Linked DNA regions of Homo sapiens: region 1 is linked to region 2. Evidence: read pairs that join two places in POLR2A ChIA-PET (ENCODE). Cell type or tissue: A673. All regions are shown on one strand. Links, peaks and the distances in the headings refer to the core of each region. The heading gives the core; the rest is flanking DNA. Region 1 has its middle 140 kb from the start of LINC01739. Region 2 holds the start of FOXD3 (forkhead box D3).

Region 1 (9,386 bases), core at 3,475-5,974, 170 kb after region 2:
TAATAACATCTATCTTATATGTTCTTGGGATGGGGGACATTAAATCAGATTATGTAAGATCGTTTAGCACAACGCCAGACACATAATCAATAATTATGTGCTTAACATAATCAATCTCATCATTATTATCATCTCTTCTCCAATTAAACTGTGATTCCTGAAGGACAATGATGATATTTTTATAGGACCCCTTATTGCATCTAGCACAATGCCTGGCCCCATAGTTGGTGCTCAATAAATGTTTGTTGAATACAAGCATAGATAATAGAGACAAATATAGAAAAGTATGACAAAATAATGACCTTTTCTTTTGCTATAAGATGATGCAAATTTACTGCATTTTGGGGCTTTTTAGAACTACTGTCCCTGTAGATTTCCCTAACGAGCATGAACATTTGAAAGAGTGTCTAGTAGAATAGGCCCACTATGTTGCCATCAGTCTGGAATTTGGAAAATTGCAAGCAGAATTAAAGAACAGTATTAGAATTATTTATTCTTTCTATGCCCCTTTATTGCATTCATTTTGGGGGAAATTATCTATTCTTATTTAACAAGATGATTACATTACATATTCATGTAGAAAGAATTTTACCAATTTGTGGAAACTTTTCTCAGATGTTGCCACATGTTAGATGTCAGGCAATGTCTCATTTGGAGAGCGAAAAAACAACTAGAGCTACTGTGATTTACAGCAAGGCAAGTTCTGAATTTCCTTGGTCAAAAGAAAATGGAAACTACATTAGTAAAATATAGAGGTTCTTTCTTCTAAACAGTCTCTTATCTGGAAAATATATGTAGTCATTTGTCTGACTTAATAAGGGGATAAAGCAAGTTTCACTTATCTTAATTTTGCCTGTAATGAATATTCCAGATGAAATTTTGCTATGATATGTGACTGCTCTTTCATTAACAGATTAGATAATTGCCCTCTTGGAACAGACCAACTTTATTATTTTGCACCTTATTTAATCCTGCAATAAGCCAGAACTTATTTGGTTTGCAGAGGTCTGGTTAAAGAAAAGACACTGTGTATACTGGGCACTGAGGAGAATTCACGGGTTCCCATATGTGGGGAAGGCTTTCTGGGAGGTGACCCATTGCCTGCATGGCACAGCTCCAGAAACAGTTGAAAGATTTGATCCCATTTAACTGCGAGTTCCATTCATTCCACCTGGTCAAGGGGAGGACTTATGAGAGTTGGGAGCTTGGAAGGCAACCTGATATAGAGCTGGGGTTGACAAACTATGACCCGAGGGCAAATCCAGTCAACTGTGTTTGTACAGCTCATGAGGTAAGAATGGTTTTTACACTTTTAAATAGTTGGGAAAAAATCAAAAGGAGTAATATTTCATGATGTGAACATCATGTGAAATTCAGATTTTAGTATTCATACGTAAGGTTGTATGGGAACACAGTCACATTCATTAGTTTACGTATTGTCTGTGGCTGCTTTGTGCTAAGGTAGCAGAGTTGAGCAGTTGTAACAGAGTCCATATGGCACCCAAAGCCTACATGTTTACTATCTAGCTCTTTACGGAAAGTGTATTGACCTCTGGTGCAGAGGAAAGAGCATTAAAAACCATGGAATCCATTTTGGGGTTGAAGCCCATCTTTTCTAGTTACTAGCTCTATTACCTCAGGCAAGGTGACATTCTTTCATTCAATGAACACTGATTGAGATTTTCTTGTTTCCAAGAGATTGTGCCTGACATTAGAGATGCAGTGGTTTCTGCAGTTGAGGATCAGCAATGCCTACTTTGCTGACTTATTGAGAGGATTAAATAAAGTTAGTATTCAAAGTGCCTAGCACATAGTAGTTGCTCAATAAATGATTTTTGAAAGTCTACCAATAACCATTCTACCCTATTTTGGAAGGAAATAGAGGTGGGATGAAGAGAGGCAGAAGGATGAGCTGATGGTTAACTGGGAGTTAGACTGGTGTCTCAGGTGGTGGTATGTTTAGAAATCTAAGGGGTGAGAGGGGCATTGAGAAGGCAGGGGAAGGGAAGCAGAGACAAACAACTTCACAGTTTTGCTCCAGGACTGTTTTGTTCAGTTGTAAATTTCAGTGGGAGCCAATCTGGGGTGACACGTGGTTCCTTAGTAATAGCCACTAGTCAAAATAGCTAACACTTATTGAGCATGTGGTAAGTGCTGGGCACTGTTTAAAGTGTTTTATGCAGCAATCATAGGAGATATTGTATATTTATCACTCAAAATCACATGGCTTATAAGTGATGGAGCCAGAATTTTGAGTCATAGATATTCTGATTCTGATGCCTTTAGCCATTATACCAGTACCTTTCAAATTAGGGTCTAGGGTTTCATGGATGTATTAATAGGGGTCCTAGAGTTTTCTAGAAGAGCTTTTAAATTTAGGGCTTCCATTTTAATGATAATCCTACAAAGGAAGAGAAAAACGGCAGTAGAAGCATATTCTGAACACTCAAATTACCACCTTATAACCTAATATTGCTCTGTGGTACCTCTCTGTGAAGGCATTTGTGTTTAAATTAGATGACTTTAGTGGGCTAATGAGGAAGGAATGGAAGAAGCAGACCTAATAAGAAAATGATGTGTTGACACTATAGGAAGGTCAAATTATATTACCGCACATCTAAGGGCAAAGGTTTCATTGCAATTCTAAGAGAAAAACAGGTGGGAGAGCCGAGTCATCTCATAGCATTGAGGGCTACTGGTATGCTACACAAAACCTGGACATGTTTCAAATGGCAAGCTAGTTTTAGCAAAACTACTGCCACTATATAACTTGAACTTCATTAGCTATGTGGTTTGCTTATATTTAATTTATAAATTTGCTCTGGTTTTATAAATTGTACAAAAGCTATGTACATAAAGGGATTTTTAAATCTAGTTGTTTAAAACTAAATTTTATTGCATTTAAGTGACATTGTGATAAAAATAATTTCAGCGATTTTCCAAATAACTCTTTATTCTTATGTGCTCCTGCCTTATTTCATAATGTAAAGCTTCATTGAATGGGGGCACTCTTTAAATTCTTCCCTAAGTGTTCAAAATAATAGCCCAAAGCTGGAGAGAAGGGAGGAGAAATTTATCCCTTTAGTGTGTGGATATCCTGAGGTTATCTTTTCATGCACAGAAATATGTCCAAAAGAGAAGAATACTGATACTTCAATATGGTTATGTAAATGATTATCCTTTTTCTTTCTAATGTTATTTCAGATAATTCAATTTCCATTTGTCTGATTTTTGCTTACCAGTGAAATTCCTTCTCATCAGGGACTGATGCCTGTGCTTCTGTCTTCAGAATGGTTCTTGGCTCTTATTTACCCAGAGAAGCAGAGGGGAAAGGAACTATCAGTCCCCTCCATCCCTCCATACTGAAATTGTTACATTTATTTATAGTCTATCTCCCCCACTAGAATGTAAAGTCCATAAAGGTAGGAATTTTCTTTCATTTATTTCATTCAGGGGTTCTAAACCAGGGGCAGTTTTTCCCTAGGCAACATTTGGTAAGGTCTGGAGACATTTTTGGTTGCTAAGACTGGGGTGGGACTTGCTACTGGCCGTTAGTAGGTAGAGGCCGAGGATGCTGCTAAACATCTGACAGTCCACAGGACAGGATCCCTCCCCATCCCCAGCAATAAAGAATGGAGTTCAAAATGTCAACAGTTCTGATGTTGAGAAACCCTCTGTTCAAAAATAGTGCCTGGCAAATGATAGAGACTTGTAAGTATATTTTAATAACTGAAAAAATAATTGGCATATGCCATGTGTCAAGGAGTATGTTAGAGGCTTTTTAGTGTAGCAAGACAGTTCGTTGAGATATTAGTTTAGTTTTAATTTCCACTGTATTTTTTCTGGTCCTGCTTCTAAGTTGGTGGCTATTGGGCTTTCGCTGTCCTCAAGCTGTGAGATAGGGCTGAAAAGTGACAGAAGAAAAGTTCTCTGCTTGTCCTTGTGAAGGGAAAGTTACTGTGATTGTGGGGTTCGTCCTTGTGAAGGGCAAGTTACTGCGATTCTGTGCCCTTATGGAGATGGGGGTGTGAAGTGGAGTCCCTATAATGACAAAGTTGAATTTCTTTCCAGCCTGAAGCTGGATTTATTTTAATAAAATATTATGCCATTTATTGTATGCCTAAATTTGTAGAAAAACATTTATATATGTTATACATTATTTGATTTAAACATTCTTAGGACAACCATACAAGATAGGTATTATTATTCCCATTTTATAAATGAGAAAACTGAGATTTAAAAAGATGAATTAACTTACTTCAGATCATATGTATTATAAACGAAAAAAAATCAGGATTTGGACCTCATTCAGTCTGACTTCAAACCACAAACCAAGACTGCCTTTCTGTGAATGAAGGAGGCTTATGGGTGAAGGGATAAACCTGAGCTTCCACACGGTACAAAACTTTCCTCCTAGACTATCCTCTTTCTCACCAGAGTAGCTTTTGCTTCTAGAGATTTTTTCCCCCCAGGTGTACTGTTGATTAATACTAGCAACTACCCCACCCAAGGCAGGGAGCTCCCAGAAACGACTTTCAGGTTTTATTTCCTGTGTCATCTCTGATCCTTTAGTAGTGGCTACATGTATTGAGAAGGACTCTCAGGCTGAGTCTGGGCTAAGCTGGCAACAGAGCCATCATCAGTTAGTTGTGTCTGCTGCTGGGGCTAGTAGTGGCACACATTCCTCACATTTACATTCCCTGTGCTGGGCACTAGGGGGCAATCAAAGACGAATAAGGTCCCCAATGGAAATATCCATCCTTCAAGATTCAGCTCCATTTCCAACACCTCCAGAAGCATTTCTGATATCTCAGCTTCTCTCTCTTTCCTATTCCTGGAGCCACTGTATAGTAGGTGAGACAGAGAAATAGAATAGTATACATGAAACTTAGCACTGCTGCAGGTTAGTACTCTTCATGTATGTATCACTTCCTCAGCTGCACAATAAAACCTTAGAGCTCAGTAGGATGTGCTCATGGAGTTCCACATCTCTGCCTGGCCTAATGCAACAGGCATTCAATTAACATTGGATTAGCCCATAGTTAAATTAATTAATGAATGAGGTGTGATGCTACATACCAGGACTTTTTATTCCTATTGCATTGAGGGACATACATATAAATACATGATCCTCACACTAAGCAATGAATGCCTAGCATAGTGGGGGACCTCTGGGGCCTGTTTTAGTACCATGGTCAGCATCTGTTCTGCCTGGTTGGGGTTCTTTGCCACCTGTAGTTAAGTATTTTGAATATCTAGACTGAACATTTCAGTCGAAAAGTGAAACCACCCCCAGAAATCATCACCCCTCTTTTCTGCTTCATTCATCTCCTAGCACTTGTCCCTATTTTACATGCTCCATATTTTACTTATTATTTTATTGTCTTTCTCCCCCTCACAAGGGGTAATAATGCAATGAGGACGGGACTTTTGTCTTTTTCAATAACTGCTTATTTCAGTTATCTATTGAGTTGCCACATAAACAACCCTAAATTTTGTGGCATAAAATAACTATTTCATTATGCACACAGATTTTGTGGATTAGGAATTCAGACAGGGCCCAATAGGTATATCACTTTTCTATTGCTATGTAATAAATTGCCACACATTTAGCAGTGTAAAATATCATATATCTAATATCTCAGTTGGTCAAGGGTCTGGGCACAGTTTAACTGACTTCTCTGCTCAGGGTCTCACAATGTTGCAATCAGGGTGTTAGCCAAGCTGCATTTCTTGCTGGAGCTGAGGACCTTTTTCAAGCTCACATCGTTGTTGGCGGAATTCAGGCCCTTTAGGTTGTAGGACTGAGGTCCGTAATTTCTTGCCAGCTGTAAGCAGGGGCCCCTCTCAGCTTCCAGAGATTGCCAGTAGTTCATTGCCATGTGGCCCTTGCACAACATGGCAGCCTCCATGGCTGGCAAAAGAATCTCTCTCCTCAGGAAGGGCCAGTACCTCTTTTAAGGACTTTCACCTGATTAAGCCAGGCCCACCCAAAATAATCTTCCTATTTGTCAACCCAAACCATCTGATTTGAGCCTTAATGATATTTGCAAAATCCCTTCACCTTGCCATACAGCATAACCTAAGCATGGGAGTGATATCTTATCATAGTTATCATCCTCCCACCCCCCACTCAAAAGAGAAGGAATTACACAGGATATGAATGGGGGGTAAATTCTGGGGACAATCTTAGAATTTTGCTACACTAGAAGAAATGTCTTATCCCTGCTTCAGATGATGTCTTGGGGGTCCCGGATGGAAAAAATTGAATGACTGACGGCTGGAATAGTTTGTGAGCATATTCACTCAATTTTCTGGCCCCTGGTCAGAGAGGACTCAGAGGGTAGGCTCACTGGGACTGAAGACCAGAGGCCCCTACGTGTGGCCTCTCCATGTGACTTGGGCTTCTCATAGCATGGAAGTTGGTTCTGAGAGAAAGTGTCCCTAAATGGATCATCCCAAAGTGAATATGTCAAGAAATTAGGTGGAAGCAGCAGGACCTTTTAAGATCTCACCATGGAAGTCACATAGCATCATGTCCATGCCTCAAGCCTACACAGATTTCAGAGACATGGACCCTGCCTCTCAATGGGAGGATTGGCAATGAATCTATAGCCATTATTTTTAAAGAACTGCCACATTGTTATTTCTCTAGTAAGTATGCAATAATATTTGTGGCGTGAAAGATTTGTCTAATTCAGACTAGGATAGGATTATATCAAGGGAAACTATCTAGTGGAGACACATCTCAAATGATGAATGAGTTGAGTAGGCAAAAGTACAGGAAAAATATTTAGGCAGAGGGAACAGCACATGCAAAGTCGGAGAAACATGAAAGTACTGAGTACATTAGGGCAACTACTTCAGTATAGCTAGAGCATAGGGTGTGTGTGGAGGAGTGGAAGGTGATGAGCCTGGAGAGATGGGCAGGGGTCAGGTCATGGAGAAACTTATGGGTCATGCTGTGGAGTTTTCCTGGGATAGCTGGGAAGCCACTGAAGAGGGCCATGAGTTCAGGTAGGCATTTTAGAAAGGTTCTTATGTCTGCAATATACAGGATCAATTATAGGTAGAGAGCACAGCGATGAGGCTGCTATAGTAATTCAGGTAAGAGATGATAAGAATGAATTGTGGCCTTTGCATTGGAGATGGAGAAGAGAGGACAGCTTCCCACATGAGAGTCTCATTCAATAATTTTAGCATTTCTTTACTTTTTTTTTTTTTTGTCTTCATTGCAATCTGAATTCTTGTTCTTACTATTCATCACAGAGTATGATGCTCATCTGGAAAGCATGAGCCTTGAAACTCATTGGTATAAGTCAGGCATGGTGTACAGTGCGTCTGAGCAATACTCCCTATACAATCTTTACAGCTCAGCTTAGGGCTGGCTCCCTTGGTGATCAGTGTTGGTGATGAGATATAAATACATTGAGATGAAGCTACAACAGTCACCTTGGCTTGGGATACAGCAAGGAGATAGAATCTGATTCCTGCTTTGCTTGTGTTCAAAGCGGCATGACATATTTGTACAGCAGTGTTCTCTCTGGAGTGTCAAGTGCTTAATAAATATCACCTCTGCACATTTTTGCAAATCGAGCCAGTTGAATCCCCAGGTTTCCAGTCCTTTTTGCAGAATTTCTGAGATGAATAAGCCGCTTCTATTTCTTTTTCCCATTAGAAAATTATAAAAGGGCTGGTCTCCTTCAGGACTAGGACAAATTCTTGACTCCTTGCTGCTGATGGAGGGACAAGGACCATGACCCTTTTTATATTAATAATTGAGAAACCAGCCTAAGGGTGGGAGGAAGTCTTACTAGCTGACAAGTAGGGAAGCCCAGAAGAAAATTTGGATTACACAACATCCCATCTCAAACAACGAATGAACTTGTCATCTTTGGTATCTAAAACAAATATATTTTGTTTAATATGTGTTAAGGAAAATCTAGACACTAAGAATTCCCTCCATTCAGTTCAACTAATATTTATCAAGCACCTGGCATATGGCGAGCATTGTTCATGGTGAGTGATTGATAACGACAAAAATACCTACTCTAGTGATGATGCTGACATCCTAGTGAGAAGAGCAAATAATAAATAATAGTCATAATAAATAAATTTTAACTAAAATTATATGCATGTAGAAGTCATACATAAACTAATAGTATGTTAGAAGGTGATATGTTTTGTGGAAAAAATAAAGCATAAAGCTGAGTAAAGGAGTTTGGGAGGTCTACAGAGCATGGTTTGCAGTCTTAAATAGGGAGATCATGGTATGCTTCTTAAAGGATCTCATTTTTGCTGGGCGCAGTGGCTCACACCTGTAATCCCAGCACTTTGGGAGGCTGAGGTGGGCAGATCATGATGTCAGGAGTTTGAGAACAGCCTGACCAACATGGTGAAACCCCGTCTCTACTAAAAATATAAAAATTAGCCAGGCGTGGTGGCAGACACCCGTAACCCCAGCTGCTTGGGAGGTTGAGGCAGGAGGATACTTGAACCCAAAAGGTGGAGATTGCAGTGAGCCGAGATCATGCCACTGCACTCCAACTTGGTGACAGAGTGAGACTCCGTCTCAAAAAAAAAAAAAGATATCTTTTTTTTTTTTTTTTTTTTAAGAGGGAGTGTCGCTCTGTCACCAGGCTGGAGAGCAGTGGCACAAGCTCAGCTCACTGCAACCTCTGCCTCCTGGGTTCAAGCGACTCTCCTGCCTCAGCCTCCCAAGTAGCTGGGCCTACGGGCTTGAGCCACCACACCCGGCTAATTTTTGTATTTTTAGTAGAGACGGGGTTTCACTATGTTGGTCAGGCTGGTCTCAAACTCCTGACATCATGATCTGCCCACCTCAGCCTCCCAAAGTGCCGGGATTACAGGTGTGAGCCACCGCGGCCAGCCCTCATTTTTACTTTAAGCTCCATTCAGATGCATTTGAATGAAGGAATCTTTACTTCTTCTTCTTTTTTTTTTTTTTTTTTTTTTGAGACAGGGCCTCATTCTCATCACCCAGGCTGGAGTGCAGTGGCACAATCATGGCTCACTGCAGCCTTGACTTCCTAGGCTCAGGTGATTCTCCCACCTCAGCCTCCTGAGGAGCTGGAACCACAGGCATGTGCTACCACACTGTATTAGTTTGTTCTCATGTTGCTATGAAGAAATACCTGATACTGGGTATTATAAAGAAAAGAGGTTTAATTGACTCACAGTTCTGCATGGCTGGGGAGGCCTCAGGAAACTTACAATCATGGGAGAAGGCACCTCTTCACAGGGTGGCAGGAGAGAGAATGAGTGCTGAGCAAAGGGGGAAGTCCCTTATAAAACCATTAGATTTTGTGAGAACTCACTCACTATCACAAAAACAGCATGGGGGATACCACTCCCATGATTCAATT
Region 2 (9,386 bases), core at 4,379-6,878:
CACCTCTCACACACTCATGTCAGCCTTTCATGTTCTCACTACCAAGACTCACCCTATAAACCATGTGAAATAAATAACCTCAAATATAACTCTTAATTGCTTCCAAGTCAATGTTTCCTCATCACTAAACTTTATTGCCTCCCAATCTTTAGGACAAACTCCCCTCGGGACTCTGTTCCTCCCAGGACACAGGCGGGGGAAAGGAGGAAATCAGCTTCTCGAGATTCGACCTAGGCTTCCGGGGCCTGAGAATAAGCAAGGATGTCAGGAGGCTCAGAGCCTGGGAGGGAAGGAGAGGCGTCCGGGGCTGGGGCTGGACCATTCCAGACAAACCGCGAAGTTTTCCGTCTGCTCGTCGCCCCCTACAGGCCACATCTGCCATCGCATCGACAGCCCTCAACAGCCGGCACATGTTTTGCTCTACTCTTCATTCGCCTTTCCCCGGACATCCAGATCCACCCCTCCGAGGAACTAGATACGGGCGGTCCCAACTCAGACCTTGGTCCTGAGAACGCTCTAGGGGCCACAGGCCTCAGGGCTGGATTGATTTTTCTAGGAATGAGTGCTAGAGAAAGTAGAAACGTCTAAATGCGTGTGTAGCCGAAAGCTAAAATCTTCCCCATAAAAATCAACCCGCTTTCTTCTTTTATTGCAAATAAATCTGCCCCCCTTCCTTTAGTTTTTTTTTCTTAAGTGGAATAAAAAGTGGATATCAGTAGTGTTGACTTTAAATCTCAACGAGAGAGCTGTTTCCAGTGCCGTTTGTCGCAGGTGCCTGCGTTCCATAACATCAAACAAGGGTTTCAGGCTTCCCCCAGCCCCACCACTAAGTGCTTGCGATCATTGTCTATGATATTTGCATTTCCCATTTTGTGCTAAATCTTCGAGGTTTAAAAAGCTTAAACGAAAAAGAGCTTTTGAGGGTGCGACGGCCGGGCCCATCTTCCTGACATCTGCCAGGACTTTAAACAACCGCTGGCAGCTTGAGGGTCTGGGTCCGAGAGTTTCCTGCCTTCCACGACATAAAGGAAGGGGACCATCTTTAGGCCGTCGTTCAAGGGTAAGAACTGGCTGGAAGGAAAGTTGCCGGCAGGTCTCTCCCGTTCACCCCGCCGCCTAATGAATGTAGCGCTGGAAAAAGCCCTGCGAGTCTCCGGCGGTGGCTTGTGGCTGAGTGTCACGCTGCTGGCGCAGGCTCGGCCGGTATTGCTGCTATGCGCGGAAATATGAGCGAGTAATTTTATAAGTAACAAAGGATCAGGGATGGAATGAGGCCCCTGTTATCCAATGTCATTTAGAAGCCTTGGATCAGCAGCTTCTTGAGGCTAAAAGTGAATTCAAGAAGCCCTGCCTTTCCCTTTTCCCAGGGGCTGTCAGCTAAATTTAGAAATAACCTCTCTATGTGTTTGCACAAATCATGTACCATTTGCTGTTTGTGTAAAAACCGATTAGCCAGACACAACTGTGAAACAACTTGTTACTTTTATAGCTGCAACACACAAACAAAATTAGATCCGTTTAGTTTTCCTTGTAAAAGGAGATTAGAAGGGACCCGCCCGGAGACCGTGTGGTCCATAATCTCCTCTCGGTGAAGGTTACCATTGCTCCTCTCTCGGCGGTGGTTATCAGGTTCTTGTTTATCAAGTTAAACTATCTCACCCCCGGCAGCTTGTTTTATTTTAGGACCCTGATCCCGAAGGAATGTTTACTCAAGACACAATAATGTTTACCGTTTACCAGGAAAACAGATTGGGTATTTGCAAGGAAGTGTCTTTCAAAGCGACCCCCAGCCCACGTCGACAGCGGAGAAATGAGGTGGGATCCGAGACGGGGAGGCATCTCCACCACCAGGGAGGCAAAGTGGACGACAACACCGGGGACTGGCCGGGATTAACCAAAAGGACGCGCGCAGGGCCGAGCCGACAGCACTGCTACTCGCTCCAGTTTTTAAAAGCGATTTCGCACAAGTAATTGTAACAGCTAAATTAATTACAAAATAATTAGAATTGATGCCTTTTGAGGATATGCTGATGGTGGTGAGAACCAGCCTTCCACATCAAGATGTTTCATTTCTACCTTCATACTTTCTTTTAAAAGTTTTTAACAGCTGAAATGCAAATTAAAAATAATCTACAAGGACCTTCCCCATTCCTGCCCTATGATGTCGCATTTCACACTAACCTAGCCTAAGGTAAAGAAAAAAAAGGGGAGAGAGGTGATGTTCAGCTGTTTTTAAAAGGGTATTAAGGCCACCATTCCTTGGCCTTCAGAAAGGCTTTGGGTTGGAGGGAGAGGAAGCATCTATAGGACCCCTTCAGAAATCCAATTATGTTGTGGATTGATTATTGCCATATAAATGAGATATCTTATTTGAAAATATTATGAAAACAAAACTATGTATTATCTATCAGATGAACATAAATAAAATCCCACTGCAAAATGTAAAGTGCCTTAACATAAATTTTAAAACCAGCTGGGTCTATTTACCACTTCCACTTAAGGAATGAAAAGAAATAATTTCAAAAATCTAAGATTTAAATGTTAAAAAGAGGGATGTTTGGAATTTACTTACTTTTCAAAGGATAATTGAAATGACCAAGAACTCTCTCATTTGGGAAGTTTTCATTGTGGAAGATACAAGTCTAGTCATTTTTTAAAAAAATTTAAAGACTGCTGTTGTTTCGGTTTCTTTTTTTAAATGACAGCTTACTTTATCTACAGAAATGTCTGGTCATTTAGATTTAATGGGTTGATATGAATGATATCACTCACATCCTGATTTTATGTGAAAACTAAAAGAAAAATAGTAACACAATTTAAATTAGGCATACTATTTCCTTTCTCCAATTAAAATTTTCTTACACTCAAATTATGAATTTAAAAAGTTTGAAAAGGCCATTACTTGAAATTCCTTGATTTTCTGGGGAGGAGAAAAGGCAAATAAATACCATTTAAAAATCTTGCCATTTACTTCAGACAACTAAATAAAACACTAGGCTGGGCATTTTAAAAATTTATTTACAAAGTTGTGTACAACACGATGGAATAACATTTAGAATACCATATATATTCATTCATATATAAACAGACTTTTATAATAGAATGACACTTTTTGCCTTTTTGAAAATTTTTTATATTTAAAATCTCCCAACGTCTCTATACATTCTTTTCTCAGATAAAACTTCGGAGAGTGAACCTTCAAAAAAAATGAAAGTTCAGAGCTCTAAATCTACGGAATTTGTTTTTTCTTAAAAAAATAAAAACCCCAAAAGGAAAGTCAATAATTTTTTTACAAATATATACAAAGAATTTCCCTCCCATCCCCACGGTACTAAGAGCAGGCGCCGTCGGGGTGCATTTTTGGAAAATTCGGTTTTCGGTTTTACCTGTATGGAAAGCTATCCCCGGCGGGCGCGCGGTGAGTTTGCTCGACCAGCTTAGGTGTGCGCGAGGGGATGGAGGCCGCGGAAGGTAGGCGTTGGGGGCTCAGGGGAAAGGAAATTGGGGAGAGGCAGAGTCCAGGATTGGGCAGCGGGACCGGGACCGGGCTTGGGACAGGGCGCGCAGCCTGGAGGTGCATTTGTTGCTCGAGGCCGCCGCCGGACCCTGGGTCCCGGCCATTGGCGCGTCCCTATTGCGCCGGCCATTTGGCTTGAGCGGCGGCCGCAGCAGCGGCGGCGGCCGAGGCTGCGGGCTGCAGAAACTGTCCGGAGAGTGGCACGCTAAGAATGGGCGCGATGGTGGCAGTCGTCCGGCTCAGCGACAGCGGTTGGTGGGTGGCCATGAGCGCTGCCGACTGCACGGTCCCGGGTGGCCGCAGAAACGACTGCGCCGTGCTGCCGCCCCCTGAACCCCCAGTGCCGCCGGCGACCCCAGCGCCCACCGCCGAGCCCCCAGGAGCCGCGGGGCCCCCACCTATGATGTTCTCGATGCTGAACGACGGCCGCGCGCTTGGCTCGGACTTGATGAGCGACGCGGTGGTGCCCGCGGCGCCCGCTGTGCCCGCAGCGGCCGCGGCGGCGCCCAGGCTATTGAGCTGCAGCTGCAGGCCCGGGCCGAGCTGTGAGCCGAAGGCGGCCGCTTTGCGGCCCAGCTCGCCCGAGGGCAGCAGCGGCACAGCGGGAGGCAGCACCGGTGCCACCGGCGGCAGCGCGTACGGGTACTGGAGCGCCGCCGCAGCAGCCGCGGCCGCCGCCGCTGCCGGGTGCGAATAGGCACCGGCCGCCGCCGCAGGGTGCAGGCCGTAGGGGCGGCCGTAGGGTCCCGCGGCGCCGGCCGCCGCCGCCAGGCTGTAAGCGCCGAAGCTCTGCATCATGAGCGCCGTCTGCTCGCGCAGGTGCTCCTGCTGGTGGCGCTTGAAGCGTTTCCGGCGCCGCAGGAAGCTGCCGTTGTCGAACATGTCCTCGGACTGCGGGTCCAGGGTCCAGTAGTTGCCCTTGCCCGGGTTGCCCGGCTCGCGGGGGATCTTGACGAAGCAGTCGTTGAGTGAGAGGTTGTGGCGGATGCTGTTCTGCCAGGCGGGGAACTTCTCCCTGTAGTAGGGGAAGCGGTTGCTGATGAACTCGCAGATGCCGCTCAGGGTCAGCTTCTTCTGCGGGCTCTGCAGGATGGCCATGGTGATGAGCGCGATGTACGAGTAAGGCGGCTTCACTAGGCTGTTCTTGGGCTTGCTCGGGGCCAGGCCTCCCGCCGAACCGCTGCCCGCGCCAGGCCCGCCGCCGCTCGCGCCGCCCTCCTCGCCGCCAACACCGCCCTTGCAGCCGTCCGCCTCCGGCGCGCCCACGTCGCCCCCCGGTCCGGCCCCGGCTCCGGCCGCCTCCTTGGGCAATGTCAGGGGCTGCTGGTGGGGCGGCTGAGGCTGTCCGTGATGGGGTGCCGCCGGGGGCACCTCGTCCGCCTCGTCCAGGCGCAGCTCCGGCGGCCCCGCGGGGCTATCGCAACCTGCGTCGCTGTCCTTCTCTTCCAGCCCGTCGTCGCCCTCGCCCACCACATCGATGTCCACGTCCTCGGCCGTCAGCACCGTCTGGCCGGACATGTCGCTGGCGCTGCCGCCGCCGGAGAGGGTCATCCCTCCTCGGGGTTGGTAGCGGCGGCGGGGAGGGGGCAGCGGGCGATGAGGGTGTTCGGGGGCTGCCACGGAGCTCAGGGGAAGAGGGTTTGAGTGCCCCCGAAAGATGGGGGGCAGGGAGAGGGGAGGGGGCCGCAGGTGGCTTGGGGCCCGCTGGGCTCAGCTCACACTCGGCGGCCCCGCATCGCGTGGCGCGGGCTCTGCCGTCCGCCCCCAGCGGCCGCGCTCCGCGAACTCCTGCCGTCCCTGGCGCTCGGTACTAGGCGCTCGCTACCGCTCCCGGCCCCGGCGGTTCTCCACGCCGCGCCCCCTCACTTAGCCCGCCTTCCTCGGCCTCTGGCCCTGGCGTGGGGCGCAGGAGCGGTCCAGGCGGGCGCGGGACGCCGGGCGCCGAGCAGCTCGGGAGGGCGCGGGCAGGGACAGTAGCGGGGGGGCAGGGGGCTGGGTGTCAGGGACGCCGAAGCCCCGGTAGTCGAAAGTCCCGTTTTAAGGACTGGCCTGATAGATTACTTTCTACTTAAAGATCCAGCGGGAGGCGGGGCCACGTGACCGTGCGTGACGTCAGGGCCGCGGCCGAGCCGGCCAAACTCAAGTTGGTTCAGGGAATTGTCAACAAAGGGACGAGAGACGCGCAACTCCGCTCCGCACTGTGCGCCAGCATCCCCGGGGCACGGAGGGCGCTGCGGCCCGCCCGGAGACCCCCCCACCCAGGCTGGATCCGGGCCCTGGGGCCCAGGGAGCGGGTGGGTGTGAGTGTGGGTGGGTGTGAGCGAGTCAGGGCGTGGGCCTGGGAGCGTCCGCGGGACTGTGCGACTGTCGCTGCCCTGCCTTCCCCGCCCCCTCTCCCTTCCGCCCTTCTCCCCCCCACTTTGTCACACTCCTTAGACAGGGACTGGGCGACCTAGAACGAGGTTCCCATATCGTGTTTTAAAAAGCAAAACTTAGTCTCTGTTTTGCTTTTTGTTTCATTGTTTTTAGCTTTAAAGAGTAAGAGCAGCGCACCCGGCTCCCTCCTGCTAATTAGATTTCAGATTCCCCTCTGGCCTCAGTGCTCATTCCGGGGAAGACACCTGCTGAGATGTCTTTTTCCCCCTCCCCCAACCAAACCACTCAGGTCCTACCTGCTCTTTCCCGGCTTGATGCGGGCGTGTTTTCCTGTATGTATTTTTTCGTGCGGCCACAAAAAGCATCAGCTGGGGTTCCCGAAGGTCAGAAAATGGCTATTGATTAATCTACTAGAATAGTTGCCGAGAGAAATAAAAACGACGTAAAATAGCAGGGAACCTATAAATAAAGAAGCCATAACTGGCTACTTGGAGTTGTTAAACGACTTAGCATATGAAAAAATCGGAAATGAGGCGCTGGGGAAGGAGCTGGGATTGGCAGCGGCCTGGGTAAGTCGAGTGGATCCGGGAAGAGGCCTGGTGTCTTCAGGTTAGACGCAGCGCCCAGGGGCGGCTGAAGAAACGTGAGGGGTGCGGGCAGTGACTTCCCGGGCGGCGGGCATGGCCTTGGGGGAACCTGGGCAGACTTGGGCATGCCAGCATGCTGGGATCTCCGTTGCTGCCAGCTAACGTGGATTTTCTTCTCTTAAGGTGTGGACAAATCCTCCAAGATTTAACTTCCAAGAAAACCGGCGGCGGAGCGGGTGGAGGAGGCGAGGATGTGTGGCCAATGCACGCGGAGTGCAAGGCAAGTCAGTGATAGTAGGAAAAACTGTGGGGATTTCACTGGGACTGGAGGGGGAGGCACCGCAAACCGACCCCCAAGTGCGTGGCTGGGGTGCGTGGACCTCACACCTCCAAGGAAAGTCAGTGCTCTTGACGCGGTGAATCAGCGATGCGCCTCCTCTTTCCTCCCTCATTTAGGCCGCCTAGTTGGGAGCCGCAAGAGCCTGCCTGGTGTGGCAGGCACACGGAACCCAATCCCTGTCTGTCCGCTGCGGCCTGGGAGGGGAGCGCCGGCCTCACCAGAGGAAGGAGCACGAGGGGAGGAGTTCCGAGAGGAAATAATTAGTGAAATATTTGCAGAAGATGCTGGGATGTGGATTTAATTCCGGATGGACAGTGGTGCTTCTGATTCCCTCAGTCTGTTTCCCCACCCACGATCTCCTCTTTCCTTGGCCTAGACACACCAAAAATAATTCAATAAAATAAAAATAAAAATTTAAAAATCTGTAAACTTGCTTCATTACAGGCATTGAGACACACAGATTGACTTTCATCCCCATTAGACAGTTTCCCAGGATATAACACTACTCATCTGAGGCTGGGAGCAGGGTAGGGGGTGGTGACACTATCCTGAGACGCCCGCCAACCTCCACAGTTTTTCTTTATCTAAATGATCCCGAGGTTGCACACGGCCCTAAAACGCATCTCAGAGTTGATTTCCGTAGCTCCACAGCTTTGTGGCCCGCAGGCTCCGAACCGTTTACAATGCCGTCTAGACAGCTTTCCGCGAAACCGACCCGAGCTGAGCTGGCTGGCCATCGCCCAGGACTGCAGAGGTCGCGTCTGCAACTGCCTCAGCAACCGAAGTGTCGGAAGGTCCAAAAAAAAAAAAAAAAAAAGCTAAAAAGCGGAAATTTACACATTCAGGAACCTCCTTTGCTCTGCTTGGGTTGCCCAGCCCTAAAGGCAGGGGCCCGGGGCGCAGCGCTGGCCCTGCCGCGGCCTTGGTGGCTGGGCCCGCGTGGACTAGTATGTGTGGATGCGCGCCGGAGGATGGTGGCTACAGGGCTCCCCTCACCGGTCTCGAAGTAGTCTCCAAATGAGCCTAATTTCGATTCCGCCGTCCGCAGAGGCTAGCTCTCTGGACTCCCTCCACGCTGCTGGTCGCTGCCTCCTACCCTCCCTCTGCCACGGCCCAGCCTGATCCGTCCATTCCCCGGTGTCTCCTTGGAACCTCCCTGGGGAAGGGGGTGGAGGACGAACAACTCCCAGCTGCCGGTTCCATTTGTTGCGCTTTTTTCCTTCGACACAATAAAAGTCAAATTAATTGATTCATACCATTAATTACGGCGCGTAGCGTGAAAAGCAACGCTTCCCCTCGGTTAGAGATCTATTGTGCTAATCTCTTGTTCAATCAGTGTTACCATCTGATGCTGGGTCCGGCCCTTACAGAAACTTTTCGACTCGATTAGCTAAATGATGAGACGTGCACAACCTACTGGCTGCGGCCCCGACGTCCCGCGCCCGCGCCGGCCTAATATCGATTTCCAGCGGAGGCAGAGGATTTTTCCGCGGCCGCTCTCGGCTCAGGAACCGGCCGCCGGCTTTCTCCCTCCAGGCGGACCATAGCGCCTGCACAACCTCCGGGGGCGGGAAGGAGGCGAAGCGGCGGCCGGGGAGGGCGACAGGAAGGTTCCTGCTGGCCTTGACGCAGGAGGCCGCCCCAGCGGAAGGGTCCGATCCCGACGCGGTGCAGGGTCCTGCCGGAGACCGGCTAGATGTCGGGCTAAATAAATTGTTTGCCGCGTAGTTGCAGTTTGCAGCTAAAAGCTCACAGGTCGTCAGTTACCGCCAAGCTGTAGGACAGAGACGGAAGAAGCGAGACAGATACAGAGAGAAAGTGAGACACATGTAGTGGGGGGAAGAAAATGTGATAAAGGGTGTATGTGGATAAAAAGTTTCTGAGTCTCAAAGGGTTATTGGAGAGATAGAGGGAGAATGAGTAGACACACACACGCAATTATGAGTTTGAGTGACTCTTTGAGTCTCAACAAGCGAACTTCCCAGGAGAGATTTAAAAAGGAAGATGGCAGCCAGCTGCCTCACCTGCTCAAATGTTTGAAATGTTTCAACCAAAGGAGAATGGAATGAAACCCCTTCGGTTCCTCTGGAGCGGGCAGAGTACATGGTACCCCGCTGGGAAAGCCACCTGGACGCGGTGGGAATGAGGGGTGCGGGGAGTGGGGATCTAGGTTCTAGCAACAGGAGGCAAGAAGAATGGAGTCCGGATCGATAGGAAGGAAATTGAGACGTCTCCAGGGGAGGGGAGATTTAGTGTGTGCGTCCAGTGGGGGGATGGGGGGGAAGAAATGGATAGAAAAATTTATGATGGAGAAAGGGAAATTAATTACAGCTCATTTTGGGTTCTTAGGTGGTCAACACTGGAGGAGGGGCACGGTTAGAGTGCGGAAGGCGGGAATTGCCCACCTACCCCTCACCAGGCCCAAGTGAACCCATATGCCTCTTTTCTCCTCTTTTAAGTCAGAGACAGTGCCAGTGGCTTGAATAAGTCGTTGGCGCGATGTGAGATAGAATCATCATGCCCGCGCGCGGGTGCACTTTTCTTACAATACGGGGAGTTGGGACCA

Evidence for each region. ChIA-PET counts read pairs that join two places held together with the same protein. Peaks named below come from ENCODE experiments on the same cell type or tissue, not always from the same donor. Only the 100,000 strongest peaks of a DNase experiment are listed, where the experiment ranks them.
Region 1: POLR2A ChIA-PET joins it to region 2 with 16 read pairs; 2 of 35 experiments call an interaction of 5 or more read pairs at or near these places.

What each region holds. Positions count from the first base shown.
Region 1 is chr1:63,144,564-63,153,949 of GRCh38, reverse strand. No RefSeq gene overlaps it. Among named protein-coding and RNA genes, the nearest start is that of LINC01739, 140 kb to the right of the region's middle. In A673, for the core only: CTCF peaks have their summits at 4,517 and 4,716 (motif pointing right); a DNase peak (open chromatin) is centred at 4,709.
Region 2 is chr1:63,318,741-63,328,126 of GRCh38, reverse strand. FOXD3 (forkhead box D3) reads right to left here and starts at 5,560. Exons shown (of 1, transcript NM_012183.3): 1 at 2,999-5,560. The coding sequence starts at 5,068. The coding sequence ends at 3,632. FOXD3-AS1 (FOXD3 antisense RNA 1) reads left to right here and starts at 3,686. Exons shown (of 3, transcript NR_121637.1): 1 at 3,686-3,772; 2 at 6,664-6,760; 3 at 6,937-7,243. MIR6068 (microRNA 6068) reads left to right here and starts at 1,143; the gene lies at 1,143-1,202. RefSeq lists enhancers at 645-1,513, 4,430-5,119 and silencers at 5,443-5,522, 5,643-5,952. In A673, for the core only: no CTCF peak of the experiment used is centred there; DNase peaks (open chromatin) are centred at 4,456 and 5,626; H3K4me3 peaks cover 1,975 bases; H3K27ac peaks cover 1,161 bases.